Linked DNA regions of Mus musculus: all the other regions are linked to region 1. The links are chromatin loops, found by intact Hi-C in ENCODE. Cell type or tissue: heart. All regions are shown on one strand. Each heading gives the region's core, and the rest is flanking DNA. Links, peaks and the distances in the headings are about the cores only.

The links. A loop is a pair of places that touch in the nucleus more often than their neighbours do. Peaks named below come from ENCODE experiments on the same cell type or tissue, not always from the same donor. Only the 100,000 strongest peaks of a DNase experiment are listed, where the experiment ranks them.
Region 2: a loop joins it to region 1, with 8 times the contacts of the local background. A loop is called at or near these places in 14 of 42 quality-filtered maps.
Region 3: it touches region 1 in a loop (3-fold over the local background); 6 of 42 quality-filtered maps call a loop at or near these places.

Annotation. Positions count from the first base shown.
Region 1 is chr5:74,189,922-74,200,083 of GRCm38, reverse strand. It overlaps Rasl11b (RAS-like, family 11, member B), which reads right to left and starts at 4,758. Exons shown (of 4, transcript NM_026878.1): 1 at 4,494-4,758; 2 at 3,925-3,981; 3 at 2,741-2,817; 4 at 607-1,975. The coding sequence starts at 4,632. The coding sequence ends at 1,505. In heart, for the core only: CTCF peaks have their summits at 3,528 (motif pointing right) and 4,930; DNase peaks (open chromatin) are centred at 1,953 and 4,863; H3K4me3 peaks cover 3,895 bases; H3K27ac peaks cover 4,498 bases.
Region 2 is chr5:74,087,620-74,097,781 of GRCm38, reverse strand. Dancr (differentiation antagonizing non-protein coding RNA) reads right to left here and starts at 4,722. Exons shown (of 1, transcript NR_145133.1): 1 at 3,445-4,722. Snora26 (small nucleolar RNA, H/ACA box 26) reads right to left here and starts at 4,252; the gene lies at 4,132-4,252. In heart, for the core only: no CTCF peak of the experiment used is centred there; a DNase peak (open chromatin) is centred at 4,801; H3K4me3 peaks cover 2,964 bases; H3K27ac peaks cover 2,590 bases.
Region 3 is chr5:74,143,825-74,153,986 of GRCm38, reverse strand. No RefSeq gene overlaps it. Among named protein-coding and RNA genes, the nearest start is that of Gm32002, 13 kb to the left of the region's middle. In heart, for the core only: no CTCF peak of the experiment used is centred there; a DNase peak (open chromatin) is centred at 6,106; H3K4me3 peaks cover 299 bases; H3K27ac peaks cover 4,515 bases.

The DNA of each region.
Region 1 (10,162 bases), core at 1,950-6,949:
AGGACGATGCCCTGCCCACAGAGATGTTGACTCGACTGAGTTCGCAGGCAATGTCTTGCAGGCAGGCTCCAGTGGCAGCAGAAGAGAGGCCTGCCAGCTGCGGCACATGTGTGTGACAATCGCGTCACGGGAATAGCCCCTGAATAGCTGCAATGGCTGTAAGCTCTTACTATGAGACTAAAGTGTAGCCTGCGGACACGGCGTGCCCCAAAAAGCTTCACGGAGTGCACCAAGCATGAAGAAGCACTGCTTCTGTGGAGAAGCAGACACACCCACAGCAGCTCTACTGTGATGTGCACACACACAGTAGGTCTACCCAGAAGACCATGAAGAAACGGAGACATACAACTCTGGAATAGAAAGGCCAGGTTACAAGCAACAATGTTTGCAGGTTGTAGACTTCATGTTAGTGAGTTTGTTCTGCAAGGATATTTTTTTGTACTGTGTAAAATGTGGATAATAAAATGTACCTCACTGATCACATGTTGTGAGATATAATGTCAGCCTGTTCCCTGACTCAACTTGCTCAATAAACACAGGATTCTAAAAACTGCGTCCTGGAGGGCAGAAGGAAAACATTTCAATAAAGACCCAGTCAGATGTCTGTTCTTATCAAATGAGAGATTTATTGTACATAAAATAAATTAATTACAGTTTGAGCCAAAGCTTAAACGGCTTCTTAAAGTGCATCTGTGTAGGGGATTCGGCAGGTAGCCCTGCATCTGGTCACTCTTGAAAACAGCATCTCAGTATCTCAGCACCCATAGCCACGACTCAGCCAGGCCCAGGAAGCAACCCAACGTCATTGCCATGGGTCATTTACACAAACCACGCCACCATCAACTAACACTTTTTTCTGTACCTGATGCCACAGTTTAAAGAAGAAAAACAACAACAACAACAACACACACGACTATACATCGTCACGTTAGGCAACCCACAGCTGAGTTTTTCACAGCTACTCAACCCCGGTGCCCATCTTGTGTCAGGAGACCAAGCACCTTCCTACAGACCACAGCTCACGGGTGTCTGTACACGGAATATTTTGGTCTAAAACTTGAACTTTATGGGGTGGGGAGAGTCCCTCCTTGTTCTTAAAGAAACCTAGATATCCTTCAAGTCAGAAAGTTATCCTGTAAAGAGAACACGTTGGAGTCAATGAGAAAAGCAAACCCTCCCCTTGGGAGAGAGAGAAAGCCCATGATGTTCTTTGTTCTCCTCCCCACCCCAATCCACATCCATGTTTTTGGTGCACCTGACCATCACTTAGAAGACAGTGAGGAACAAAAGCATGCCCCATCCCCACGTAAACGACTTGGCAGATCAGTCCCGCATCCGTCCATCTGTCCTCACTTCCTTTGTTGCAGAATTCCAAAAGGCCCCTCAGGCCCCTCTGCCACTGCTCTTTCTGGAACCATAACTGCTGTCAGCCTGCCATGGTCCCATCTAAGAAGAACCTCGGGCTTTCTGCCCAGAAGACCAAACCCCCTCCAGGAGTCGTGCCTCAGACCGACGTGACAGTCCTCACTTTGGCAGACAGAGCCTGCTTAAACCTCCTCTTCAGGTCTTGCATGTTGGGCGACTTGGGTCTGGGGATGAGGGAAGTTCTGCGTTTCTCGGGGGTGCTGCTGGGCTGCTGCTTGGGGCTCACTTCTTTGCACAGGACATGGAAAGCATTGTAGACGTCGTTGTAATTTTCACTGACAGATACTTCATAGAAGGAGCAGCCGAGCATGCTGGCCAGTTGCAGGCCAAGCTGAGGGTCCACCTGCTTGACGTGTAGGAGGTCAGCTTTGTTAGCCACCAACACCACAGGCAGCCGAGTGCCCGGGTGCAGCTGCTGCACGTGCTGGTGGAGCTGGCTAATGAGTTCGTAGCTCTTGTGGTCCGTGATGGAGAACACGAGGACGACGGCATCTGCCCAGCGAATGCAGCGATTCAACTGCTCGCTGCAACTCAAGCCATTCTCGTGCACCTGAGGAGAAGAGGGAGAGCAAGGTGAGCAGCTAGCAGTGGGCACGGCACTGAGCTCTGGCCACAGCACATCCCTCAATTCAAAAGAACCCTTCATAGCGATGGATGGCGGGTTACGGGTTGTAAACAAGTTCTATTCCCCACACACTTGGGCTTTCTTAACAATATGTTGATCCAGCTGCTTGGAGGGAATAAATAACAGGGCAGCTCACCACACTCAAGTGGAAAATGGACCTGCAGAGAACTCCACGCAGAGCGACTTTGTAGTTGCACAAAATGGGAAATTAACTGGCTAGACAGTAAGTCTGGGGAAGATAGGAGCTGGAAGCATTTAAACCTGGATAACTGCCCAGTTCAGGACGGGGAAGGGGGGAAAAAATCCTAGCAGAGCTCTTTTGTCTACAGAGAAACTTTCCACAACATAAAAGTGATTCCGGGTGTTGGAGACTGGGCCTGAATATTTGGGTTTTGATGCCAAAGGCACATAAATAAAAACCAAAGGAAGGAAGTACTGCCAATTCTAAGGGCTGGTTTGGTTCCCCCTGCTCCGGTGATTCCCCTCCTACAAGAGGGGCTCCCCTTCTTCTCCCAGCTCCCCAAACTGAACCGGGCCAAGGCTGACCTGCGGTCAGGTACAATTTAACTGTCAAACCACAAGTACCGTCTAGACCTGACTGCCCACATCTCGTGTCCCTTACACTTAAACAAGTGAGCAGTGCCTCAGCCGCCGGTGTCTGCTCTGGCCCTGTCAGCATCAGTGTCTCACCTGGATGCCCGGAGTGTCCTGGACCTGAATAGCCAGCGTTTCTCCTTCTATGTGAACTTGTCTTGTGTAGAGATTACCTATGAAGACAGAGAAAGGAGAGTGTGTTCCTCTTTCATGTGCAGCCTCGGGAAACATTATGGTTTGGGTTTTTGTTTGTTTGTTTGTTTGTTTTTAATGTACCACGACTTGCACCGATACACACAAGAGAAAGATGTGATTTACTTCTAGTTAATGCACTTAATTCAGATCTTGTTTAAAGGCCACGTGCAGTCTTAAGCCCCTGCTAGTAGATTATCAAATTTTATCAAAAGTAGGTCAAAGTTTGTGGGTTTTTAGAAACTTGCTGGTCTAATTTTAACTGAGTTTCCATATTTAGAGTAGTTCCACGGAGGAAAGTTTCTGGCTCAGTATACGCAGGGTTTCTGTTTTTATTTTATATTATCATTCTCTGAACAGTTATATTTTGCCCACAATAGCTTCATAAGCAAACACGGTTAGTAAATGCACAGTTAGCATCCCTCTTAGCATGAATATGTGCCATGATTCTGATCAGCTCTATATCAAAGCAGAAGGCCACCAGGTCTTATCTTGGGACAGCTTATATGGCTCATTTCAACTAAATCCCCAACTGGTACTTAATACAAGTCTACTAATTTAACCATACAGTCTACTTAGTTAAGCAATTTGCTCTCCCCCTGCTAGAATCATAGCAGCTACTTATTTGTCTTTGTTAAGGAAAGAACTTTAGGCTTACAACTCTTCTTTGGCCTTTGCTTTCAAAGGTCGCCCCTGAAAGGCAGCCAGCAGAGGGAGAGGGTGGGGGAGGAGCTTGCAGCTGGGTTTTTTGTTTGGTTGGGTATTTTTTTTTTTTATGACTTTTGCAGGCATGTTTTAAAGGACAAGGCCTTGGAGTACAAACGGTGCTTCCAACTGGGGTCCCTATAGTTAAAACATACCACAGGGAATACTTTCGGGCACTTGATAAAATGATGAATGCGCCAAGAATGGAATGAGGCCAGATGGCAGCTGGGGGGAGGGGGAAGGGGGAGGGGGAGGGGGCGTGCAGAATTGGAAGTAGCAGAATCTTGATGCTAAACACTGTCACTCTGAAGGAAGTGTCCTTAAAGGTACTGAGAAATGAGGGCGGCCATCCCAACAGGGTTGGTCTCCGTACGTTTCCTCACCTGCATTTCGTTCGTAGTCCCCGATGAATCGTTTAGTGAGGAATCGGACCACCAAAGCTGCAATTCAGAAAAGAAAACAGACTGTTAACCCACTAAGTTAGACGGTTCTCCACCCCACCCCCACCTGGAAAACAACTCTTCCAAAGAAAGTCACAGCCGGCCACCGAGGGCTCCTTGACCCTCTACCAGACACAAGGAGGTAGGAGTGAATTACAGCTCTGCCAGCAGGAAGGGTCTTGAGGCCCAGCCCCTCCGCGGAGCCCAGCTGGGCCACACCTAAGCCTTCCAGCAGGCAAACTTCTTCCTAACCTTACGGAACTCCTGGAGGGGTTACAATCACTAGCTCCCCCATTCCGCCCCAGATCCTGCCAAAAGCCCAAAGCCCCAAAGTTCTACTCTGGCCCGAAAGTCGGCGGGACGCTCTGGGCCCCAGTGACCCTCTTCGTTAAAGCAGAGACATGAAGAGGCAGAGGATCCCACTGCAACGCCCACCGTCTCTCAGTTCCAGTCCGAGCGGGGGTCTCCCACGTCCCGCCCCTCCACCAAGCGGGTTCCTCGCATGGACTCACCGGTCTTGCCCACGCCGCTGGCCCCTACCACGGCGATCTTAACGAGCCGGCGGCCCGCAGCCCCCAGGCAGCAGTCGGCAGCGGTGCTGCCTGGGGCGGGGTACTCTGCGATGGTACACATGTTCTGGATGAGGCGCATCGCCGCTACGGCCCGGCTGCACGGAGCGGGGAGGAAAGTCAGGACAGGAGACGGCTCGCGCTGCAAGGAGAGGAGGGTACCCCGTCGGAGGGCGCGCGGGCAGAAACTGGAAAGAACGGGAGAGCGCGACGAGAAGAGAGGCTCGGGGGTTCCGGATCGCGGCTGGGATGGCAGCCGCCGGGGCGCGGGTTTTCTCTGGCCCAGGCCCCGCCTCCATTCCAGCAGCCAATCCCCGAGCGCCCCGCTCGAGGCCCCGCCCACGGCCTGCACTACCAGGCTGCGCCCCCACAGGAGCCGAGAGCGAGTGCGGGGCCCCGTGAGATCCGAGGAAAACAGGGCGGCCGGCGCGAGGGTGGCAACGTGCGGGACCCAGCCGGCTCCCGCTGCGCTAGCACGCGGCCGCACCGGTGCCTGCGGGGTCACGGGGTCTCAGATCCGCGTGGGGGGATCTGGCCGTGTCTGCTGGGTCTCAGGTCCACGTGGGGGGAATCTGTCCTTGCCTTCATAGGAGACCTGGCGTGTCCGCGGGATCTCAGATCCGCGGTGGGTTTAGAAGCACCCACCCTTGTCTGCCAACCTCGCCGCTGGGCCTCCGTAGGTCAGTCCCTAGGCATTCTCTGAATTGGGTCCCAGGTCCCCTAACCTCTCTGACCACTGGCTTCTCCACCTCTGACCCCAAGGAACCTGCTGGGAGCCCCATAGGTCACTGCCCTGTTTGGCCCTGCCCTATGTTCTGCTCGTGCGCTCGACATCTTTGCACTGACTTGGCTACATTCAAAGTATTATCCTGGATTATACATTTTCCCCATCCTTGTATTCCTAAACAAAGGCACCCCTCCGTGACCCAAAATGTGGCGTTTGTCTTTGGGGCAAAATACCTATTTTGTTCTAGTTCTTGCCAACAGTGCAAGCCCACGAGAAGGCACACAACGTGGAAAGCAAGTACCGCACCCCGAGAGGCAAAGCCAGGCTAAAAGTCACTAGAACAAGCTTGCATGGCTAGCCCAGTCACGCCTCCTCCCAGATCTGTGAAAGGTAAGACAAGAAGTCAGTGCAGCTGTGGATTGGACTCACCGGGAGGCAGAGGGGCCCCACGGTTAGCCTAGTCATAAAGGTTAGTTAAAAGTGGCTTGTCGCCAAGGAAGATGAGGAGTCTAGCACTCATAAAAATACCAAGTACCCCCGTGTCCTCATCAGAGAAAATCACAGACAACTGCTGGCCAGATCCCAACTTCAGCAACCTACTTTATCTATCGCCACCAGCATGCCCTTACAACCCTCAGGGCCTTTTATCTTGGTGCCTAAGAGCAAAGCCTGTGGCATTTTGTACACCTTTATTGAAGGTAGAAAAGCAAAAGAAGCTGATTCCAGGCTCAACACACCGTTTCTTGTTTAATCACAGTCCATTCTGGGCTTCATTCACCAGGTAATAAGAATTTACCCTCCTACTCTGGTCAGACCGGGACAAACCCTGTATCTAGTAACAGTTTGAAGGGGTGAAGAAATCGGAGGGGAACTAGGAAGATTATGTAGACTTGCCTGGTTAAGTCTTCCAGGATGAACAACAGAATGGAGGGGGTGGGGTGGCAAACAGGCTGAGCAGTCACGGTAGTAAAAGTCTGCCTTCTAGGGAAAACACTGGACTGAAGCAAGATCAGACGTCTGAGTCTGGGACAAAGGGCATGGCCAATTTGCATCATGTCTTTCTGTGTGGTTTAAATCAAACTTGAGTTTTGCCGGTCTATAAAATCAAACTTAGCAAGGCTATAATTAAGGTACCGTGCACCTTTCAGCCCCCGGCCCTCTAGCCTGCAATTCTCTAGTGTTTACATGGGAAATAATTACGTAGTCTACAACATTTGTTCGGCTGCTTTTTGCACACACAGACCTGATAAAGATTCTCAAAGGGAATTTTGCCTTGAATCACTTTAGCGTCTGGTGTTTCATTTTCGTTACCATGGGACTAACCAGACCAGTGATTTTTCTGTCTGCATCATGAAGGCTGAATAGAGTATACTTACTTTAAGTCAAAATGAACTGGCTGTACTTAAAACACAGAGAGAAGTGGAGGAGGAAGGAAGGGAGAGAGAGAAGCAGAGAGAGAGAGAGAGAGAAAAGAAGGAGGAGGAGGAGGAGGAGGAGGAGGAGGAGGAGGAGGAGGAGGGGAAATGAGAAAAGGAACGGGTGTTACTTTAAAACCATCTACCCAGTAGCCCCCACCTGCATCTGGTTAACCTCAGATGATAACACTTAGTTATCACTTCTTGGAAACCCAAATTTGTAAGAAAAAAAAAGAGACCAAATTAGAGGGCAGATCAGGACAGGAGACATGATTATCTATTTTATTCCAGACTATAGGAAAGAAATTTCACTTTTTACATCTAAGGTTATGGAGAAAATGATCATGTAATCCCTTCACTCCGAAGCCAGAAGCAGGCTGACTCTGCTCTATGACTGACTATAAGGCAGACACTATCATTACTTCTAGGAGCCATTCCCCTGCTGCTCCATAAACCACCCCAAACTGGTTCACGGTCCTTGTCCAGACACAATGGCACCGTTCTTTCCTGGACTCTCTCCTGGTGAAAGATGGAAGTCAGATGACAGCTGAGTTAGGTTCTAACCTAACTCACGGTTCTGGCTGGCCATCCAGTATGGCTTCCTCATTCACACACATCTGCATTTCAATCAGAAAGGTGGGAAGAGCTGAGCATAACTCAAGCTGCTTCAGAACACAGTGACTTCTAAGAGGACACTCTGAAGACAGGAAGTAGAACCCCATCTCTTAAGGCTTGTACATGGAATCCAGCAAAGCTTTGCTCTATTATGTGCTAATGGCCCAGCACACAGAACTCACACAGATCCAAGTGTTCGGCAAGGCACATGGGTCCTACCTTTAGATGGAAATTGTGCTAAAGAATCTGAGAGCATCTTTTCTTTAAAAATGAGAGAACAAAGTTCCACACACATCCTCAAAAAGATCACTGGGCCCATGATGAACACAAACCACAAATTGGCAGGTGATCAATGATATTTAAAACCAACCAAATGAGGGCTGGGGAGATAGCTCTGTTGGTTAAATGCTTTGTGAGTAAGAAAGGAGACCCGAGTTCAATCCCATGTGAAAACAAAAGACAAACCCAGGCGCTGTGGCACACAGCTTCAGTCCAGGCCTTGGAGAGATGAAGACAGGGAACTCCATCTCGGGGCTTGCTGGCCAAACAGTCTAACAGAAACAGCTCTATGTTCAGTGAGAAAATTATGTCTAAAAATAAATGAGATAGGCAATAATTGAGAAAGACACTCAACATAGACTTCTGACCTCCACATGGTTGCTCAAACGTGTGTGTGTGTGTGTGTGTGTGTGTTCATTCACTTGCGCACTGGCACATAACCACACGCACCTGTATGTACATAAATATGTTGCATATATAAATAGCTTGATGATGTTTCGAAGTGATGTATACACACTCTCTCCCTCCCTCCCCTCCTCTCTCCCATGTCTATTTCTTAAGTAAACATAAGAGGATAGGAGATTAAAAAATAGGAGGGATGTGGGGGAGTAAAGACCGAAATATTTTGCTAAGTTGCGATTTCACCTCAGCATCTGGAGTTTCTAACACTCTCTTGGATCTTTAAAGTCAATCTTTGATCTGAGAGCTTTCAGAGATAATTTGGTGTCTGGAAGTGCTTAGGATCCCAGAATGTAAGTTTAATAAATATTAGTGTAGCATCTGGGCTGTGAGTACCTGTGAGTACCGCAGGCACTGTGTCAGAACTGGGACTTACTCGGGTGAGTGACTACGTTCAGTATGGAAAGCTGAGATGTGGCCAAGCAACTTCAGTACAGTGTGAGAAAACGACTTGACAAAAGAAACGTGGGTTTTGTAGGAGCACATAGTAGGACTAAAGACCTAGACTAGGAATAGGACCTAGTCAAGGAATAGCTGGGCTGGAGAGCAGCTGCACAGCTCTGTGTTGGATACCAGCCCACATGCATGTGTGTACATGTATGTGTAAGCATGTGGCAGGGGAAGGGGAGGCTGGCTAGGGAACGGGCATTTACCCCTAGACAGAGCAAACCAGTGAATATCTGTGGGCTGTGAACTAAAAGAACCAGGGCATAAGACAAGGGCTCGCTCCCAGTGAGGAGGACTAACCAAGGATCAGAGACTCCGCGCAGGGGAATCCCCAGGACTCCAGCACAGGCTGTGTAGAGGAAGAGAGGCTGACGTGCCCCCTGCTGTGCTCCCCTTCTCCCATGGGAACATGTCCATGGCAGCCAGAAGAGCACCGCTTTCCCCACATCACCAAGGGTTGCTCCCAAAATGGTGTGTGTCAAAGTATGGGGGCCTTTGCCAAGAGTTGTGGTTTTGTTTGATTATTTAGTTTGAGGCTTATTTTGACGCCACTACCTATGTGGATCCAGAAAATAGACACATATTTGACTGTTGTAAGTGAAACATGATGGAACACATTTTAAGAGAGAGAGAGAGAGAGAGAGAGAGAGAGAGGGAGGGAGAGAGAGAGACCACATACCCTGTTTTGCAATGTTATGGGATGGAAGGGCTGCAGCCAAGCATTCAGGGCCTGAGCCTACAATATTCTCTCTCTCTTTCTCTCTCTCTCTCTCTCTCTCTCTCACTCTCTCTCTCTCCCTCTCTCTCTCCCTCCCTCCCTTTCCCCCTCTTTACTGTAAACCTAAAGCTACTTTTTAAAAAGGAAAATCTAGGGAAGAGATGGAGGTGAATGCAGTCAAAGTACGAGTTATATGTGAATGAAGATGCTTTTATGAGCCCCATCACTGTGTACCCTGGAGAATAGCCAATAAAATACATAAAGTTAAAAGTAAAGCCATCAGAAAGGACCCCAGATAGTCCATTCTCTCTTATTAGAGAATAAAAGGATATTATAGGGTGTAAGTCCCACTCCTGGCTGTGCCTTGGAATCCCTAATCCTTTGTGAAATGCCTCCTCTAAGAGATTCCAACTGAATCTTAAGTTCTAACTCCTCCCCACATCCACAGACTTGGTGCCTTCCTGCCTGTAGCCTCCTCCTAGAAAGACAGACTTTGGCGAGCACTCACCGGCTTTCCGAATGTCTGGCCAGTCTTGCCTTTCACTTTCACGTTGTGGGCGAAGTCCTGTGACCCGCAGCGCTGGCTCCCTGGGACATGGAATCCTGAAGGAACAGCAAATGTGGCTGGGCATGTCTCCAGCACCAGCAGCATGATTCGCAATCGGAGTTTATATATTCAAATGCTCTAAAGAAAGTGAGCCATGGCTCAGGCACGGTCTCAGTCTCGGAATTAAGGAGGTCAGAGAGTTTATCCTGCCTCTTTGGAGCTTCTGAGAGATGTCTGAGTTAACAAATAGGGATGGGACTTTACCCAGAGAGTCCACCAGGTTTGTGCAGGTGCATACAGGCCTGCACACTACACTGGAGAGCTATGCTGACTCGTGGGGAAGGTACCAATGGGCACTTTCCCCTTTAAGATCCCGGACTTCCTTTGGATTTAATTACAACTGAA
Region 2 (10,162 bases), core at 1,707-6,706, 100 kb after region 1:
ATTTTCTCGCTCATATTTCAGCTGAAGTGGGATAAGGCGACATTTATAGTTTGAAGTATCTTTCCTGTGCAAACACTTACCAAAGTCCTTATCCCCACCCCCCACCCCAAAGGTAATGGGAGCCCTTCAAATTCCTTCACTTAGCAAGTAATTCCAAATTATCTTTAAGAACCTTATACTTAATACCATAAACCTTGAGTGGGGTGGTTCCTAAGAGTGAGAAGTGTCTCGAAGTGTTTAAGCTCTCCTAGTGAGGTGGTGGGCTAGCCGTGGTAACGCAGGACGGCTCCTCGGAGATTAAAAGCAGAAATCCTGTATAAGGCAAGTTAATTCTCAGTAAATACTGAAAAGATGCAGACAGATACTTGCACATCACGGCAGAGGTTTAACATTCACAATAGCCAAAAGGAGCCAGTCCAAATGTCCATCAACAGATGAGCATGATTTCAAACAATATTCATCTGTTGCATAAGCATACAATGGAGCATTAGTCATTCTTCAGAGGTTATTACTGTATGGATGGATTGAGACGCATGCAGGAGAGCTAGGCAGAGCTCAGCTGACAGAGTGCCTAGCATGCAAGTCCTAGGTTCGATCCCAAGCGCCACCTTAAAACTGGGAGGTTGTGAGGCAGTTCAAGGTCACCCTAGCTAGAGTTCTAGGCTCACCAGGGTGACAGGAGATCTGTCCCCAAAGCAGACAAAAGCAAACAAAAATGAAATGGGGCCTGGAAATAGGTTGATGGTTAAATGTTTGCTGCTCTCAAAGGGGACGCTTGCTTTGGTTATAGCACCCACAAGGCTACTTACAACTGTTCTGTTCCAGGAGACCTAGTGCCCTCAGGCAAGCACGAAGTACTTACCTGCAGGAAAAACACACCTCCACACACACCAAAAGTAACTGACAGACTTTGACCTGAGAACTAAGTAAAACATTTAAAGCTTACAAAATATTGCTTTCAGTGTGTTACACTGAATTCCAAAAATACACAGTATTTGTAGTATATCTAGTTCAGGGAACTAGAATTATAGATATCCAGTCATGCATAAGACAGAAGACATCAAAGCGGGGCAGTGGTGGCGCACGCCTTTGATCCCAGCACTCGGGAGGCAGAGGCAGGCAGATTTCTGAGTTCGGGGCCAGCCTGGTCTACAGAGTTCCAGGACAGCCAGGGCTACACAGAGAAACCTTGTCTCGAAAAACAAAAAATAAAAACAAAAACAAACAAAAAAACAAACAAAAAAAGACAGGAGACAGACATCAGCATGCACTTTATTTTAAAACTAACTCTATCAATCTCTGGTATTTGAGGTTCCCAGTGAGTTCCAACCGAAATACTGTTAACTTGAAACTAGTTCATTCTTAAGTGCTTGTGCATGTTTTGCATTTACCTTGGCTGTCCTTGAACTCACAGATGCCTTAGTATTGTGAATAAAGGTGTGTGCAAGCACATCTGGCTCACACTTGCTAGCTCATATTAAATGTATGGCCCAAGGTCAGTTTTTAGGACACTTATTAGATTCTGTGTGGTTTGTGGTGCTGTCTGCCTTGTGGCATTTCAACTACCCTCTTCACTGCACAACTAGGGAAATGTAGATATCCTTTAGCAGAAGGGAAAATGAAGGCTGAGGTGGTATGTATGGGCCCTAAGCCTGCAACTTCCCACAGGTTGTCTGCTCTAATCCTTCATGAGCAGCTTCAGAAATCAGCCATAGTAGTACTGGCTGTAACTTGGTTCATCTAACAGTGTTTCAATCTGTGGGTCCAGATCCCCTTGGGGTCACAGATCATATCCTGCATATCAGATATTTACATTGTAATTGTAACAGTAACAAACTTGGTTATGAAGTAGCAATGAATTATGGCTAGGGGGTCCCAACATCAGGAACTTATTAAAGAGGTCCCAACTGTATTAGGAAGGCTGAGAAGCACTGGTAGTGCCTGATGACTTTGTTACACCTCCAGAGCCCTTATCAATGCAGTCAGCGACAGCATTTATATAAAATCAGAGGCACACCAACAGGTGAAAGTAGCTGCAAAGTTAAACTCACTTCTGGAAAAACTGTCTCTCATTGATGATTTTTGCGGAGGCCAAAGCAAATTGAAGAACCTGTAACTTGGGCATACATTCAGGGCCATTGTTCTCAGGGAAATGTCAACATGTAATACATATTGAACATCTTACATTGGCTTCATGGGTGCATGGATCTAAGGACTATGAGGACCAGTGAGTTTAAAACTACTACTCCCCTTTATGCCCTCTACCCCTGCAAATTACAACTTCATTTGTAATATTCCAACTTCAAATGGACTTAATTTTGAATACATACACACTCAAAACCTAGCATATACCTATTTCCTTTCCTGTCTTGTGTTGTAAAACTGCAACCTAAGCACTGAAATTGCAACCTAAAAGCATACACGAGGTAGCTTTGGCATTTTTAAGACTTTCCGTGTTTGATTACATGTATGCATGGGCACTCCAAGCTTTCCTGGTGTCACACTCCCTAGAGGTTGTGAGCCTCCGTGAGTGCTGGGAACCAAACCCAGGCCCTCTGCAATAGCAAGTGGTCCCTAAGTGGCGAGCCAGCTCTCCAGTCTATTTTGAATTTTTCTAAATTATACATTTCGATTAAATGTAGCCTGTGTCCTTTTTCGGGCTAGTGCAGGTGTTAGCAGGTAGTTTTAGACTCCTGCTCATCTTACTGATGTTCCACTGGCCCAATTAAAAGCAGGGTGTGATGGTAATGTCCCATCCTCCAGCTTCCTCTGCCCATACCCCGCTTAAGATTTTGTCATCATGGAGGCACATCTACAGGCTGCTCACTTAAAAAAGACCAAGATGTTTACAGAGTAGCTTATAATAGCTACCAGCAACCTTATAGTAACAGAAACCTGTACTGCGCTGTCCCTGGCCACATGTGGCTACTGAGTACTCTCAGTACTCAGTACAATGTAGCCAATATGATTATAGCCGAACTGTGCTGCAGTTTTGTCTACTTTGGTCAGAGAACTTTAAGGCTATTGTGTAAATAGAAACAATTGATATTTCAGACTCAATTGTAACAGTTTCCATTGTCTCCCTGCATACTCACACAACTTTGTATCCTTGAAGGTGGCTTCTTTTAAAATGAAACCACTTCTGAAAATTAAAAGGCCCAGGTAAAGGCGCCATGCAGCCTAAGGACAAGTTATATCCCTAGCATCACACACACAAGGCCTAGATGAATATAAATCGTGGGTTCAATAGGCACCAAACAGAAGCTTGGAAAACAATTGAAAAACAATGCTAAGAAATAACCTTACAGCTAGCAGTGGCTGGCACCAGGCCTGACAGCCTGAGTTTGATCCTAGGGACGCACGCACATGGTGTTAGGACAAATTGCTCCAAGTGGTTCTGACCCCCCCCCCCCTCCCCAGTAATAAGAACAAGTGAACAAGCCATAGAATTGACACAGGAAGCCTTTATTAAAGATTATGGAAAATTACTCATAGGCAACAATATACAGGTTAACACACCTCAATTGCTAGCACGTGACTGGTTACTAGCAAAGAACTTGTCCTAACGAAGTCCAGATACATTCTAATGATCTAGCATGAAATCTTTGCATCTTTAAAACGGCGAGCATGTCATAGCCATGCAGATCTGATTCTAGGGCAGTGGGACATGAAGAAGGGGTGGGGCAGGATCCTAGTACATTGATTAAAATCTTTAGCAAACTACCTTCAGGGTAATCAGTTACAAGGCCATTCAAGGAAACTCACATGGCCCTCACTTCACCTATTTCAGCTTCGATACTAATCCTAAAGTGGAATACAGGCAAACCTGGTCACTACATGCAAGAGTACTTCACCTTGGAGCCATTCAGTCACGGGTTTCTTGTAGTTTTCAACCTATGAAAGAATAAAAATGTTTCACATAAGTGGAACATACTCAACTATATCCTTTCCAGCTGACCTAAAATCTCACTTCTAGAAAAGCAAATGTATTCTTGTCTTCTGAACTTTCTCCTCCAACCAAATTAAACCAGGTAGGCTACGTTTTCTTTTCTTTAAAATCCTATATCACTACCTAGCAATCGCCAGAACCTAAAATGCGCACATTCAAGTTTTAAATGAAGCTTTTGGTTCATTTGTGACTCCAGACAGGATCCAAAGAGGAGGTGTAGTTTTCCTCTCTGGGTTTTATGGAGAGTTCCTTTACCCTTCTGTGTTAGCCTCTTAAAGTACTGCGACAACCTTAAAAGGGCACAGGAAAGGGCGACTGGGGAGGCCCGGCGCAGCTCAACAAAGACAGGCCTGGAACCTCCGTCTTCTCGGCCACGTGGCCAGGGCCTGCCTCCGATCAATGCCGGGACGTACCTGCGCTTGTGTCCGAGGCAGCAGCACGGCTGGGCAGTGGGGACCGGCTCGGGTGGATCGGCCTGCAGAGGGAAAGGGCGGTGGTCAGGGTGCCCGGGTCGGACGGCACAGAGGACTTTGTGTCTCGCGCAGCCCCGGGCTGGACACTGCCGCCCGCCCCGCGGGCCGCTGAGAACTGCTCTACCCCTCCGTTCTGGCCGCCGGGAGCAGCTGAGCTCGGGGCGGGCAAAGCTCGAGGGGACACGGGGACATCCTGACACCCTCCCACGAGGACACTCACCACCAAGGCCGGGACCGAAAGACCGAGCCGCTGCGCGCTGCGTTAATACAGCCATCCGGGAGAGGGGCGGAGCTGCCCCCCCCCCCCGAGACCTGCAACCAATCAGAGGGCCGCTTGGAGGGGGCAGAACAGGAAAAGGAGAGCAGCCAATCGTCAGAAGGATTGTAGGCGTGGCTGGTATGGGAAGCCAATCGTCGGGACGTTTCGGACCCGGTAGGGTGGGGCCGTTGACTTCCAGCAGCAGGTTCTCCACCCACTGCGGTGTTGGAAGCGTTGAGGCTGTGCTCAGTGGAAACCTTCCTTTCCTGAAGCTATGCCGGTGCTAGGTGTGTTCCGACTTAGATCCCTTCTTGTTCAGCTAGTTCACTCCCAGGGCCCCTCCTTAACCCTGAGAGGAGCTGCCTTTTTCTGTGTTCCTGGAGAGTAATATCAAGGAGAAATGTTGCTGGAGATGTGAGGCAGTTAGTTCTCAACAGAGCTCTACCACAGAGCTACCTCCTCAGCCCGTACCATTAATTTTGAGTCAGAGTCTCTCTTAGGTGCCCACACTGCTTTCTAACTTACTGTGTAGCTAGTTCAGGGTATTCATCAAACTTGTTATCCTCAGTGCTACGTGCTAGGATTGCTGGCATGCATGCCACTCTCCACCTAGGCTATACCTTTGTCTTGTTTTTAGTGGTCCTGGGTTAAAAGTAGAGCCTGGCGTCTCAGATCCCAAACCCTTTTATTACTTTGAAACTAGGTCTCACTAAATTTCCCAGACAAGACTGGAACTTTCCGTCCTTCTGCCTCAGCTTCCTGAGTAGAAGGGACGACAAATTTTCACCACCAGGCCTGGATATGTGCTTAACTTATTTTAATGAGAATTTCCACGGTCTGAGATGATTTTATTGGCAAGGTTTTTAAAATAATAATAATAATAATAATAATAATAATAAAATTATTTTTTTAATTTGAAGAAATTAAATTTCCAAACTTATATTAAAACTAAAAATGTTCAAAGAGCCACGTGCCTGCGTTCTTCTCTCGGCTAAAAGCCAGCCATTCATTCCAGACCTGGCGCATCTATCGTCTTGGTCTGTTGGGGGAGGGGGGGTATTTTAAAGCAAATCTCAAGCTTGGTTTGTTTCACCTCTTAATATTTCAGTATTTATTTCAAAAGAAAAGAGGCCATCTTGCCTGAGGACAATGCCAATGTGATTGCTAGAATAAACAGCCGCTCCAAGTTCACAGCAAGACTATTCTGATACAATGTTACTTTACAATGAGTTCGTTTGAATAAGGACTCTAAGTCTATTCATCATGCTCGCCTGTGTTTCTTTACAGCCACTTTTAGTCTAGATAAAAAAAATGATGACCTGCTTTGTCAACTTGCTTTGACTTTTTAGATAACTTTTTGAGATTGAACCCAAGTGTTATAGGTCACCCTTTTAAGTGTACAAATCGGTGTTTTTAAATATTCCTCAAGGTTTTATAATCATCTCCATTGTCTACTCCCAGATCATTTTGCAGTCAGCGTCTTATTGGAAAAAGAAGCCCCATGGGGCTGGAGAGATGGCTCAGCAGTTAAGAGCACTTGCTTCTCTTGCGGTTCCTCGCACCCACTACCTGCAACGCCAGGCTCCAGCTCCACAGTCCCCTTTGGACAACAACAAGTTCACACAAACACACACACATAACAGTAAATAATAATACATTTTTTTTTTAAATTGGAAACCGTCTCTTCTAGATTTTTTGTAGGCATGGAATCACACATGTGACCTTTTTTGTTGTTGTTATTTTGAGATAGGGTTTCTCTGTGTAATCCTGACTGTCCTGAAACTTGCTTTTTAGACCAGGCTGTCCTTGAACTCACAGAGATCCTTCTGCCTTGGCCTCCTGAGTGCTGAGATTAAAGGCGTGCCCCCACCACTGCCAGGTCATACTTGGTTCTTTTAAAACTAGATTTTCTTCATTTGAAACTTGCTTTTAAGCTTTTTTCATGTTGTGTCATGCAACATGTCTTATAAGGAACAGCAATCTGTTTAGCCATTCTTCCGACTTTGTGTAGTCTGTTATCTGGATCCTGTAGTCCTGGGTAACTTTGAATCCCTCGAATGTAGCCACAGCTAGCCTTGACCCCCTGATCTTCCTGCTTGCAGGGATTACAGGCAGACACAGACAACCACACTCTAGTTTTTAACTCTAGAGACCAGACCATTCCTCAGAAGTTTGCCTCTTATAGGGTTTGACTGATTATTTATTTATTTATGCTGTTATTATTTTTGTTTTTCACATAAACTTGAGAGAAATGTCATGTTCTTGAAGGTTTGACTGTTAAACTTTAGTGCAAGAAATGAATCCCCTGGTCTACTTGCTAGAGGTCCAGAGTTCCAGGCTGCCGGGCGGTGGTGGCGCACGCCTTTAATCCCAGCACTTGGGAGGCAGAGACAGGTGGATTTCTGAGTTCGAGGCCAGCCTGGTCTACAAAGTGAGTTCCAGGACAGCCAAGACTACAGAGAAACCCTGTCTCGAAAAACCAAAAACAATGCCGGGCATGGTGGCGCACGCCTTTAATCCCAGTACTTGGGAGGCAGAGGCAGGCAGATTTCTGAGTTCAAGGCTAGCCTGGTCTACAGAGTGAGTTCCAGGACAGCCAGGGCTATACAGAGAAACCCTGTCTCAAAAAAACAAAAACACAAAAACAAAAACAAAACAAACAAACAAACAAAAAAAACCAAACAGAGTTCCAGACCATATTACCAGACAGTGGTTAAACAGGAAAAAAAAAAAAGATTTATTTTTATTTTTTATGTGGGGGCATTTTGCCTGCTTGTCAGTCTGTGTACCATGAGTGTGCCTGATGGCCAGGAGGCCAGAGAGGGTATCAGATTACCAGATGGCTGCTGGGTGGCACCTTGGGTTTTCTAGAAGAGCAAACAGTACTCTTAAGTGCTGAGCCATTTCTCAAGTCCTGGAGAGTGACTTTAAATGCTCTCTGGGGGAGCCTGGTACTCTGCATCTTTAACACACCAGTTGCTCGGTTCTCAAATACTGAACATAGTTTGGACACTTATAAAAACACTATTTAAAAAAATTCCTAAGTGTCCCTAAATTTTGACTCTAGCAGAACTTAGCATTACATAGGAAATGCCAAACAAACATCTGTCCGGTCTCTAATACTTTTAAAACATAAATTTGCGAATACCACTTTTAGAATTACTACAAAAGGGCCTAAGCTCGGAGGTAAAGCTGGGCTTTGAAAGAATGCTGGCCAGGAGAATTCTGTGTGGTGTTTATTAACCTCCCTGCTCTGAGCCAAGTTAGCTTTATAGGTGATGAAAGCCAGAGGGCCTCTAATAACTAATCTATTGTACATGTCTTTTAGCATTGACCTCTATATTTACAAATGCAGTCTGATTAGTTAGATAAGGGAAATTGATTTTATTGGGAAGGGGGAGAGCTACAGTGGACTTGTGGGTGTCAGACAGGGCAACTCTGGGGAGTTGGCTCTCCTCTTCCACTTTGGGGTTCAGGGACCTAAGTCGGCTCACCAGGCTTGGCTATAAAAGCGTGTGCTTGCTAACTAGGCCTTTCTCTCCAGCGCAACTGTGAGGAACCTGAAATACTGACTCTGATACCACTTTGGTTTTGTTCTTGTTTTGATTTTTAGGTTTATTTATTTATTTATTTATTTAGTATATAGCAGGCCAGAAGAGGGCACCAAATCTGATTATAGGTGGTTCTTTTAGGGGGCTGTAGTGGGTTGAATGAGAATGGCTGCCATAGACCCTTGTTTGAATGCTTGATCACCAGTTGGTAGAACTGTTTGGGAAGGATTAGGAGGTGTGGCCTTGTTGGAGGAGGTGTGTCACTGAGGGCTTTGTGGTTTTGAGGTCCCAGAAGCCCACAAAATTCCCCTGGACTGTTTCTTTGCCTTGTGCTTGTTGTCTCAACACTAGCTTTCAGTTATTTCTCCAGTGTCATGCATGTGTACTTACCGGCAAGCTGCCTTCCATGACGGCTGAACCGTGAGCTTCCAAATTAAATGCTTTCTTTTATAAGTTGCATTGGCCATGGTGTCTTGTTGCAGCCATAGAAAAGTAACTAAGACAGGATCTTTAAGAAAACAAGATATGAAAATTCTTGCTAGTGTATGCAATGGTGTCAGCATTTGGGGGCTGATTATGAGATGGATCCCTGGGTATGGCAGTCTCTAGATGGTCCATCCTTTCGTCTCAGCTCCAAACTGTGTCTCTGTAACTCCTTCCATGGGTGTTTTGTTCCCAATTCTAAGAAGGGGCAAAGTGTCCACACTTTGGTCTTTGTTCTTCTTGAGTTTCATGTGTTTTGCAAATCGTATCTTATATCTTGGGTATTATAAGTTTCTGAGCTAATATCCACTTAACAGTGAGTATATATCATGTGAGTTCTTTTGTGATTGGGTTACCTCAGTCAGGATGATGCCCTCCAGATCATCCATTTGCCTAGGAATTTCATAAATTCATTCTTTTTAATAACTGAGTAGTACTCCATTGTGTAAATGTACCACATTATCTGTGTCCATTCCTCTGTTGAGGGGCATCTGGGTTCTTTCCAGCTTCTGGCTATTATAAATAAGGCTGCTATGAACATAGTGGAGCATGTGTCCTTGTTACTGGTTGGAACATCTTCTGGATATATGCCGGGACACCATTGCATACACTAGCAAGATTTTGCTGAAAGGACCCTGATATAGCTGTCTCTTGTGAGGCTATGCCGGGGCCTAGCAAAACACAGAAGTGGATGCTCACAGTCAGCTATTGGATGGATCACAGGGCCCCCAATGGAGGAGCTAGAAAAAGTACCCAAGGAGCTAAAGGGATCTGCAACCCTATAGATGGAACAACAATATGAATTAACCAGTACCCCCGGAGCTCGTGTCTCTAGCTGCATATGTATCAGAAGATGGCCTAGTCGGTCATTAGTGGAAAGAGAGGCCCATTGGTCTTGCAAACTTTATCTGCCTCAGTACAGGGGAACGCCAGGGCCAAGAAGTGGGAGTGGGTAGGTAGGGGAGTGGGGGGGGGGTATGGGGGACTTTTGGGATAGCATTGGAAATGTAAATGAAGAAAATACCTAATAAAAAATAATAATAATAATAAAAAAAAGAAAATAAGACATGGATCCTAGGAAAAAGGAAAATAACAACAACTGTCTGAAGGAGGTTTATACCAAGTCCCTGAAAGGGAATCGCTAATCCTAAGCAATGACTTCCATTCCTCCTTGGCTCTCCTGACCTCATTAGCCTGATGTGGATGGAGAGTGGGGTTATGCAGTAGTATAACTAAAACAGCTTCTAATCTTTGAAAACGCCATGCATCCCTCTAAGTAAGAGAATATAACAAGCCTCAGCAAATATCAATATTTTTGCCAATTCTGTTTCATCTGGTACCCACCTCATCTTCACTCCAGTTTTTGCAAAACTCCCTGAATTTGAAGATCTCAGTTGTCTTTAATTTTTTCCTTTAGTTTTGAGTTTCATACATGTATATAGTAAAA
Region 3 (10,162 bases), core at 3,295-8,294, 47 kb after region 1:
TCAGCACACCTTTGAGAGCTCCCCATTGGAGACATAGAGTTATTCCCTGCCCCCAGATACCTCCTGGTTTTCTCTTTCTTTCTTTCTTTCTTTCTTTCTTTCTTTCTTTCTTTCTTTCCCCCACTCCCCATCAGATTTCCAAATTCTGATCTGCCCACATTAGGAGCATCCTTATAGTTAATTTGGTGTCAAATAGTTCCTAAGCTAGCAGAGATAAAGATTTCTTCCTCCAAATTAAAAAGCTTACTCTTGCACAGAATTCACAGTGGCCTCTTAATGAGGTCTAATTAATCATATCTTGATGCTGACAGTTATCCACCAGAGAGCAGTGAGCCCAAGACACTGTAGGTATAAGCAAAGATGGGAGCCCTGCATGGCAGACAGATGCCAGTCCCTGCCGATGCCTACTGTGGTACTTTATAAGTTCTTTTGCCCAGCAAACACTTGGAGTACAGGGTTGCTCTCCTCTTCTCTCTTTCAATAGAGCCCTTTCAATGACAGCTCCTGTTACCCTTGTGACAATGGTTGGCTGGGCTTTCCAGAACTTCACTCCATCTGTTTTATGATAAGGGGTGTCAGGGTATCTGGCATCGTATGCAAGCACACCTGCAATGGGGTATGAGGGAGACCAGGGGCACCACTACTGCCATCCCTGGTGGCACCAAGCCTGTTCTGTTTCCCTGCAGGCCTGCTGGGACCTTCATCCTCTCCTCGTTGTTAGGCTCACACTTGTATTTTTGCAAAAGAGCCACAGGTCACATTTGTAATCTCTTAGAAAACGTAAGGCTTGATACTGAAAAAGAAAGAAAGAAAGAAAGAAAGAAAGAAAGAAAGAAAGAAAGAAAGAAAGAAAGAAACGCACGTGTTCCGTTTCCAGTCCCTTTCCACAGTCCTCAGGTGGAAAGCCACATCCCACAACCATCTAGACCTTCTTGCTCTTTCTCTTTTCAGAGAATAAGAAGAAAGGGAAGCTGGGATGTCTACCCATGCATGGCAAAGACCACAGAAGCACAGGATGGGAGAGGACAGCTGGAGCTGCTGTCTTCACTGGCCTGGCATATCAGATATTTAGATGAGCCTTGACCCATGCACACAGACCACCTCTATCTAGGCATAGAACTTCCCCAAGGATATCACTGCCCCCAGGCTGATCAAGGGCTAAAGTAAGGGCCCAGGAAATCTGTATTAATAAGATAGACAAAAAACTATTGTGCACATCAAAAGATGTAGCTAGCTGAATAGCAAGGGGGCAGGGCTAGAGCTTTGCCTTAAACAGAAAGAAAGAAAGAAAGAAAGAAAGAAAGAAAGAAAGAAAGAAAGAAAGAAAGAAAGAAAGAAAGAAAGAAAGAGTTGGGACTAGAGAAGAAGAGAGAGGGTGGGGAAGAGGAAAGACAAGCGACACAGAAAGAGGAAACCTAAGGAAAAGGGTTCCTAAAGTCGACTTTCATCACAAGTTCTTGCTGCCATTTTAAAGGTCTTAGGTAAATCCACAGTTAGTGAGAATATTTAAGCATTGAGCCCGGGAGGGCTCCTGCTGAATTATGGTACAGTTAAAGGAATCTGCAGTTTGGGGGAAAGCAGCAGAGTGATTTCAGATTGTGTTGCTTCCATGTCTTAGCCACGTGGCCAAAGACAAGCCTTGGTTACGCCTGTGTAGGGTATGAGGTAAAAATAGCCCATATCCAAAGTAGGCTCCAACTAAGGGCTGCCCGGGACACCTGGTGGGTCTTCTGTTCCCCGTGGGATTAGAAGATGATGGTGTGGCTCAATAGCTCCCAGGACACAATGGGAGAAGGGCATTTACTGCTGACTGAGGGCTAGAGAGCCTGGCCCACGTCTTGAGGGAGCTGGGAGTGGTGAGAAAATATACCTAGGGACCATTTCGAAAGGAGGCCATTGGTCGTTCATGTGGATAAACACCTTGCTGGTAATTTGGCCCCTTTAATTAGTCTCCTCCTATCCCTGTATACATCAGACACTGCTGTGACGAAATAGCCGGTGAGAGGGAGTTGAGGAGGGCAGAGTTTGCTTTGGCTCTCAGCCCAAGGTTACAGCCCCGTCAGGGCCGGGATGGCAAGATGGCGGGAGCAAGAGGCTGCTGGTCACATGACACCCGCCGTCAGGAAGCAGAGAGATTTGTATGCCAGAGCTTAGCTTTTCTTCTAATTTAGTCCTGGACTCCATGGATATTGCCACTCAGATATACGATGGGTTTTCCTTTCCCCATTAAACCTCTCTAGAAATACCTTTAGACACCCCCCATCCCCCGCGCCCCATATATCTACAACGTGACTGTAAGTCCTGCCAAGATGGCAATGAAGACTACTATATCGTGTTACCTGGAAGGCAATGCACGCATGTCTCCATCACTTATATATGGTAGAAATAAAACTCAGGTCTACACCAGTTGAGTGGATGGTTCTTGCGTTGTGTCTTCAGTCCCCACCACCATCTCTGCGCTGAGCTAACTTCTGTGACCAGAGAGATCCCTCATGGTCTGCGTGGGACCCAGGTTGCTGCAGGGCCTGCGAGAGCAACTGAGTGAGCACTTGCTTGTACTCTGATCACTTGTATGCCTGCATGTGGTTTTGTGAGCATGCAAAAGTGTGAGCCCACATGCTCCTCTCCCATGTGTGCATCACCTCTGCCAGCTGTGCATGCTCCCTGAATATCCCGAGCTTTTGTCCCCACCGGCAAGAACACACTCAGGACAACCGGAATCTTCTGCGGCAAAGCTTTATTGCTTACTTATCAGGAGGGAAGACCCCCGAACTGGGAAAATGGCGCTGCTTATATAGCCCGCAGCGTGACGTTTCAGCACCTGATGTGGCGTGACAGCTCCTGATTTGTTGTTTGCCCATCACCCCATTACTACGCTGAGAGATGGGCAGTGACTAGGCGTGAGTTCACTCTTGCACTTGCGCATAAGGCTTGTTTACTAGTTAGGTGCAGTGGAAGCCAGCGCCATTTTATAATGGCGATTGCTCACAGCACGCATGCGATTGCTCGAGGCACGGCTCTCCACACCTGAATCTTTAAAAACATGCCTATCTTTTAAAGGTTGTAGTTTAACTTCGTGTGTGGGTGTGGGTGTGTGGGCATACACACACACATGCACATGCCCATATACACACATGAGTGTAGGGGTCTGAGGAGGCTAGGAGGTGACGGCTCCCCTAAACTGGAGTTGCACATGATTGTGAGCAACCCAACAACGGCCTAGTGCAAACAAAAATAGTACATGCTCTTAGCCGCTGAACTCTCTCTGGGTAGAAACACTGCTCCTTTAAACCCACAAGAATGTGTTCAAAGATTCTATCTGGACCTGAGGAGTTATACACTTTAAAAGTCGCTTCAGGGACCATTAATCTAGGAGCGCTAACCTTTTTGAATCTGCCAAGTTGTTTCATGGGCAAAGTTAGATGTGTCCTGTTCTTTCTTTGTTTAGTAAGTTAACGGATCTTTATGGCGCTGTCCTTATTTTGGATATGGAGAGAAACCCCCACGGTATTTATTTGTGCCACGTAGGTTTCTGACAGTTCTCAGAAAGGCTTATAATCAGGGATTTGGGGGAAAAAAGTGATGTTTCCTAAGTAAAGAAGATGATTTTCCAGACATGGAGTTAAAAGAGAAAGTTAATATAAGTCTTGCCGAGGAATGTGCCACTTCACAGAGTCACTTCTCAGTGCGATGCCACAGTGTAAATGGATCTTATTTGCAGTGTTCTTCAAACAACTTCTAGGGTACTCTGTGCTGTGGAATGAGATAGGTGCTCCCTCCTTAAGAGAACCAAATATAATGTGCTCAAAATGCAAGTAGAACTCAACGACTACTTCGGGCATATCCAGGACCTCGGTCTATTGAATGTGCCACCCACACTCCAAGTAGGCCTGCCCCCTCAGTTGCGGCTCACATGTCAATCAGCTCTGGAGTCTTCACAGACAGACTCCCCATTGTGCTTGCTGACTCTCCTACACATAGTTCAACCTGACAGTGGAGACTAAGCCCCACAACCAGACACGGGGGCACACGGTTGTGGGCCCAGTTATTGGAGACACAGTTTGAGGCTCTCTTCAATAACTTAGCGAGACTGTTCAAATCACAAATTTAAAAGAGGCTGGAGGTGTTTCTCAGTGAGACAGAACTTGCTAGAAAGGATGTAAGGCCGTAGGCTCTCCCCTGAGTAGGACTACCACAACAACAAAAAGAGCAAACAACATAGATGTCTTGACAGATGTATATCCACAATCATATTAGTTCCTCTGGAATAAAGACTGTGAGCATATCCACCTGTAGAACTCCCAAGCACACAGGGCAGACTTGAAGACAGACAATTGGAAGAGGTGCCGGTATGAAGGGGTAAGAGCCGGGTACTAGGTAGCCGGAGAGCAGTGAGCAGGACTGAGCCTGGAGCCTCAGAGGTGGGCAGGGGCAGTGGGGCTGGAGCAAGGGTGCAGGGAGAGGGGAGAGGGGTGGTGAACCTCTGGGGGGGGGGGGGGGGACTTTGCAGGTAGAGGAGAGAACCGAACACATGGAGGGAAAAGAGAGAACAGAGCAGAGCACTGTAGGGAGTGAAGCGCTCCTGAGAATCTGAGCAGGTGAGTAATGTGACTCACTGACTGACTGACTGACTTAGGTTCTCTGAGACCCCCTCTGGCTGTGGTAGACTGCAGGAAACCAGGGTAGGAACTGAGAGCCAGACCAGGGGCCTCCTTGGGGGAAGCTCTGCCCAACTGAGGTGGAGCTGTGAAGATGGTGAAAGTAGTCTCAAGACAGACATGTTCTGGAGTAGCTTCCATAGGATTTCTGTGATTGTGAAGCAGGTGTGGGAGTGAGTGGATCAGGGGTCTAGGAGTTGCCTCCAGTGTGCGTGTGTGTCTGAGGCAGGGTCCCATGATATAACCCCAGCTGGCTTCAAACTCACAGAGATCTGCCTCCCTCTGCCTCCTTAGTGCAGGGACTAAAGTGTTCCACCACCACGCTTGACTCCAGACACAGTTTAACTGAAACGAGAGGTTTCGGTTTGATTGTGTCATGTTCCCCATCAGCTTAAGAGTCTGAACACTTGATTCCCCCAGATGGTTAGCACCATTTTGAGAGGTCGTGGAACCTTTGTTTTGGTAGGGGGTTCCAGCTGGAGAAAGTGGGAAGTAGGTCATGCAGATTGGTGGTCCTTCTAGACCCTGCTCCCTGACTTCTGTCTCTATGCCTCCAGCTATCCCAGGCCTTCTCCAGGATGTATTGTATCCCCTGCACGGAATGCCGCAACAAATCATTCCTTACATTGTTCCTGCCAGGTGTTCTGTCACGGATACAGGGATCACGAAGAAGTAAGTGGGTGTGCCTACCAGACACTCACATAGGTCATCTAAGAGGCAGTCAGGTAGATGACAAATCTCCTGGACTCCGAGACAGGGTTCGAATGAAGTCATAGCTCCAGTCATCACTGGCACAGACGAGGCTGTTTTAAGTCTATGAGGCTCAGTCCCCTCAGGTTGCTATGGTAAATGCCTCACAGACGATCATAAACCACATAATGCCGTTTTTTCACATAGTCGACAATGGAAGTTCGAGATTAGGGCACCAGCAGATGCAATGCTTGCTGCCTTCACTGACATCTTTCCATGACTTCATGACAACCAGCAGAAAGGAGCTGGAGAACCAGTGATGTGGAGAAGGGTTGGGACCTTTATTCCCCATAGGTGGTGATGGAGCCCCTACAGGCAGAGCCTAGGCTAGGGGTCACGCAGACCCCATACCTGGAAGGGATTAATGCTGACCTTGCAGCGTTAATTTTTCCTGCAAGGAAGAGTAGTTACTTAAAAGGGGCCCTCTTAGGTCTTTTGCTTTCTGTCTCATCGTATGATTTCTTCTTCACAAGCTGCCACTGTAGAGATGCTGGTATCACACACTGTTAAGACGGGACTTCACATAGCTTGTGGATACTGGCATGCAGCAAGTGTAGTAAGAGTCTGCAAATGACTCCTGGCTGTCTGATGTCCTACTGGACTCTGAGCTGCCCGTGAGCCCGTGCCACCTTCTCTCTGGCTTTCACGTGACTTTGCTTGTCTGGTGCAGCTATAGCTCAGAACTGCTGAGAGGAGTGACTAGGTTTCACATGACAAGAGAAATGGCACGGCGGATGCCTGAAGGATACACAGCTCTCGAAAGAACTCTCGGCGTACGTGGGCCCTTCCCAGGGTCAAGAATTTGAAGTAGTTGCCCCATCATCTATTCCTGAACACTGGTGGAGTTTTGCACTAAAAATAGCTAGTCTAAAAATAAAAATTCCAGGACTAATCTGAGATTTGTCAACTGAACTGACGTCTACTTCTACATATTTGGACACATCAGTCCAGGCACTCAGACCTTTGGAGACATCTGAAACCTTGGTTTCATCTGGCATTATATACAGTCCTTAAGATGATACGTGGTTTTGTGTGGACATAATCAGGCAGTGTGTGAAGGGTTTGTTTGAAATAAAGCCTTTGTGCACAGAGTTCTGGTCTAGTTACCATACTGACACTGAATGAAAAACCTCAGAACATGAGCCACGAGAAGCCAGGAGTGTCTGCCATATCACAGTTAGCTCATTGCCAAGCAATTATGCTATTTTGATTTTGCAAGTAATTACAAGCCCCCATCCCAGTATTCTTGTTTGTTTGTTTTTTTTTTTTCTTTTCTTTTCCTTTTTAAAGAAATGGTCTCATTCTATAGCTGCCTTAGAACTTGCTATGTAGCTCAGGTTGGCCTTAGATTCATGATTCTTCTGCCTTGGTTTCCTAACTGTTGATGTCACAGGTGGATACCTCTGTACAGCCTCCTAAGTCCTTCCCCAGAGCTGATGTATACACTTCTGGGTTCTTACCAAGCCTCAGGGTGCATTCAGCTTGCCTCTCGATACCTCTGGTTTGAGCTGCTCTAACTCATTTTGAGTTGGTGGATTCAGTGCATCGCCATGGCTCACTGGAAATTAAGCCCAGAGAACCAATCAGCTTTCCTAACAACCTGTGTGATTTCTGATTGGTCACACACCATTCAATTCAGCTTCCTTTATTTTTATGAGGTATCATGATGAATGGGTGGGCTGGTCTTTTATTCAACCTCTTTATGCCCTTAGGAGTATTTAGCAACTTGACATCCCAGGCTTATACATAACTATTGTGTATAAAATGCTACTCCATTCAAGCAAAGCAAACTTCTTCGCAGCTGATCCCCAAATTTTTCTCTAGCACAGTAATAATGTAGGTGTGTCCAGGTGACTTTCCACACTGCTCTCATTCTGGTGTAAATGGAAATGTTCTGAGGTAGTTTGTCAGTTGACCAGCCTTTGGCCTCTCCTCTGTGGAGCTCTGCACGCTTCTGTAGGTCTTGGAGGTTTGAGGAATTCTAACTCAGTAAAGAAGCTCCTTTGCTGCTGACCCTTACAGATGTTATTATATCATTTAACTAAATCACACGGCTATCAAAAGGAAAGCAAAGTGCATGTCACTGGTGCTAGGTGGGGTAACAGTGATGGTTTGAATAGGAATGGCTCCCATAGTCTCATGTGTTTGAATGCTTGGCCCATACGGAGTGGCACTGTTAGGAGGTGTGGCCTTGTTGGAGGAAGTGTGTCACTGTGGGGGCAGGCTTCAAGGTCTCCTATGCATAAACTGTGACCAGTGTGGTAGACAGTCTCCTCCTGCTGCCTTCAGATCAAGATGTAGAACTCCCAGATCCTTCTCTGGCACCATGTCTGCCTGGATGCTACCAGGCTTATCTCCATGATGATAATGGACTAACCTCTGAAACTGTAAGCCAGGCCAAATTAAAGGTCGTCCTTTATAAGAGTTGCCTTGGTCATGGTGTCTGTGCCCAGCAATGGAAACCCAAACAAAGACAGTAACACTAGATGCTGTGACATCCCAATTTCTATGACATGGGACAACAGGGTTCATATCTCACTTGTGCAGCTGCTGACGTAATAGTGTTACACAGCCAGTGGCTATGCCTTCCCCATTGTCTCTGCGAGACTTGTGTCCCTTCCAAGCCATAGTCTCCACAGCCAATGCTGCCATACAGTTTCCCCACTAACCAGGGTCCCAGGAGAACACAAAGGTGTGCATGTCCTTATTTTAGAAGTGGCATGCTTGTTTTGCTCATAGTCTATTGGCTATATATTCAACCAAGTGTCCCCATCTGGAGGCTGGCTAGCTTGGCCATGATTAGGCAACTATGTCCAAGTTGTAACGTCAGGCTCAGAAATGGAGAAATGTGAGTTTTAGCTTATTACATTTATATGCTTATGCCATATCATATAATGAAAGTCATTAACATATACATTTTGAGCTGAGTATAGAGGCACATGCCTGTAATCTCAATACTTGGTATGCAGAGACTAGAAAGTACCAAGTTCAAGGCCAGACTGGGTTACATAGTGAGGACCTGCCTCAAACAAACAGAAGAAGAAGAAGAAGAAGAAGAAGAAGAAGAAGAAGAAGAAGAAGAAGAAGAAGAAGAAGAAGAAGAAGAAGAAGAAACAGAGCTAACCTTTGGATTATAACTAATACATGGAATTATACTATAAAGGGCACTTCACTAAAGGGATGTTGTTCAGTTAACATGGTATTGAAACACACATGTCATCTGCGTCATTTGTGTGGACAAATTGTGTGGACATGGTGGCTCTCCTTGCAGCTTTGGGTAGTTCTGTGATGTGTCCATAGCTTTGGGCATTTCTGAGATGTGTCCATTTCTGGCTGCTACCACACAGACAGACAGAGAAGTCTCAGTTGCTTCTCTTACCAGTTGCTGCCAAGCCTCCACTGCACCCTCGCAGACTCTCTGGAACTGTAACCCCAATTAAGATCTTAGAAGATGCCTTGGTCATGGTGTTTTATCACAGCAGTAGAAAAGTAGATAATACCGGTGGGTAGAAAATACCTGAACAGTATCCGGTTTCTCCTGGAGCAATGGACTCTTTCTCTCATTAACATCACAGCTCTCCTCTTAAGCACTTATCCGATGACTCAGTCTGCAACTACGATGCCACATTCTTTGAGTGTCAAACGGTCAAAGAGTGTGCATAACAAACAAAATGTAACTTTTAGGTACATGAACAAGACATATTTGCATATTTGGCAATATTTCTTTAGGACAAGATTCAGCTGCCTGTGAGATAAAAACCAAATAGAACTGTAGCTTACAAAGTAAAAATTCATTTGTACCAAGTCAGCAGGGAACTAGACCGATGAGCAGAGTAGCTGCATGCTTACCAAGAACTCACACTAAGGGCTGGGGAGATGGCTGGGGCTGAAACCCTTGCTGTGTGTACACGAAGGCCTGAGTTCAGATTCCAGAACACAGGGGTTTCCATGGTGGCCAGGACAAGGGTCTATAACCTGGGATGGGGGTCTATAACCCTGGGACAGAGATCCCTCAGAGACCAGCAGATTCCCAGAATTCCTGGACTCCTCCTGCCTAGCCAGTTGTATGAGCTATTATAAGTAATGGAGAAGATTGGACGTATATCTGAGGGTCTGCAGGGTTCTACACCAACATTTTTCCAATTTTCCATAAAGAAAGTTCTGCTAGCCACAGGGCCCTGGAAGCAAAGCCCCTTGGCCATTGACCATCGCTACAATTACCCAACCTTGCTTGTTTGTGCACGCCAAGCGAGTGCTCCACAGCCGTGCTGCTCCCCAAGCCCTGAGCTGAGCAAATTTTGAGCCTGGCCTAAGATAAAGATAAAAAGTGTCACCCAGTTAAAGAAAAACCAGTAGGCTATCAGCCCCTTCCAATTGTACTGCCCAGCCCCCACACTACAGCAAGTCCCCTGTATGGGAAAGAGAAGAAACCCAGCTAGGCATAGATAAGGAATCAGTGACCCAAGCAAAAAAGGGAGGTGCCTGGCCCAAGTGTAAACTAGATAGAAGCTAGGCTCACTGCTGAATTAAGCATTAAACAGATTCAAAGAAAAAGTATATAAAAGAAATAGTAGTTAAGAATTAATCTAGTCACGATTTGTACAGGGAGAGGGTAAGGTGATCTGGTATATGCCCTGGTCGCTGTTTCTCTGTGGTCTCAGGCTCCTGTTGGAAGGGTACTTCAGCTTGTCCAACTCTGAACCTTGGTGCTTTTCGTTCTTGGAAGCCTGTGATTTCTACTTTCCCCCTGCTAC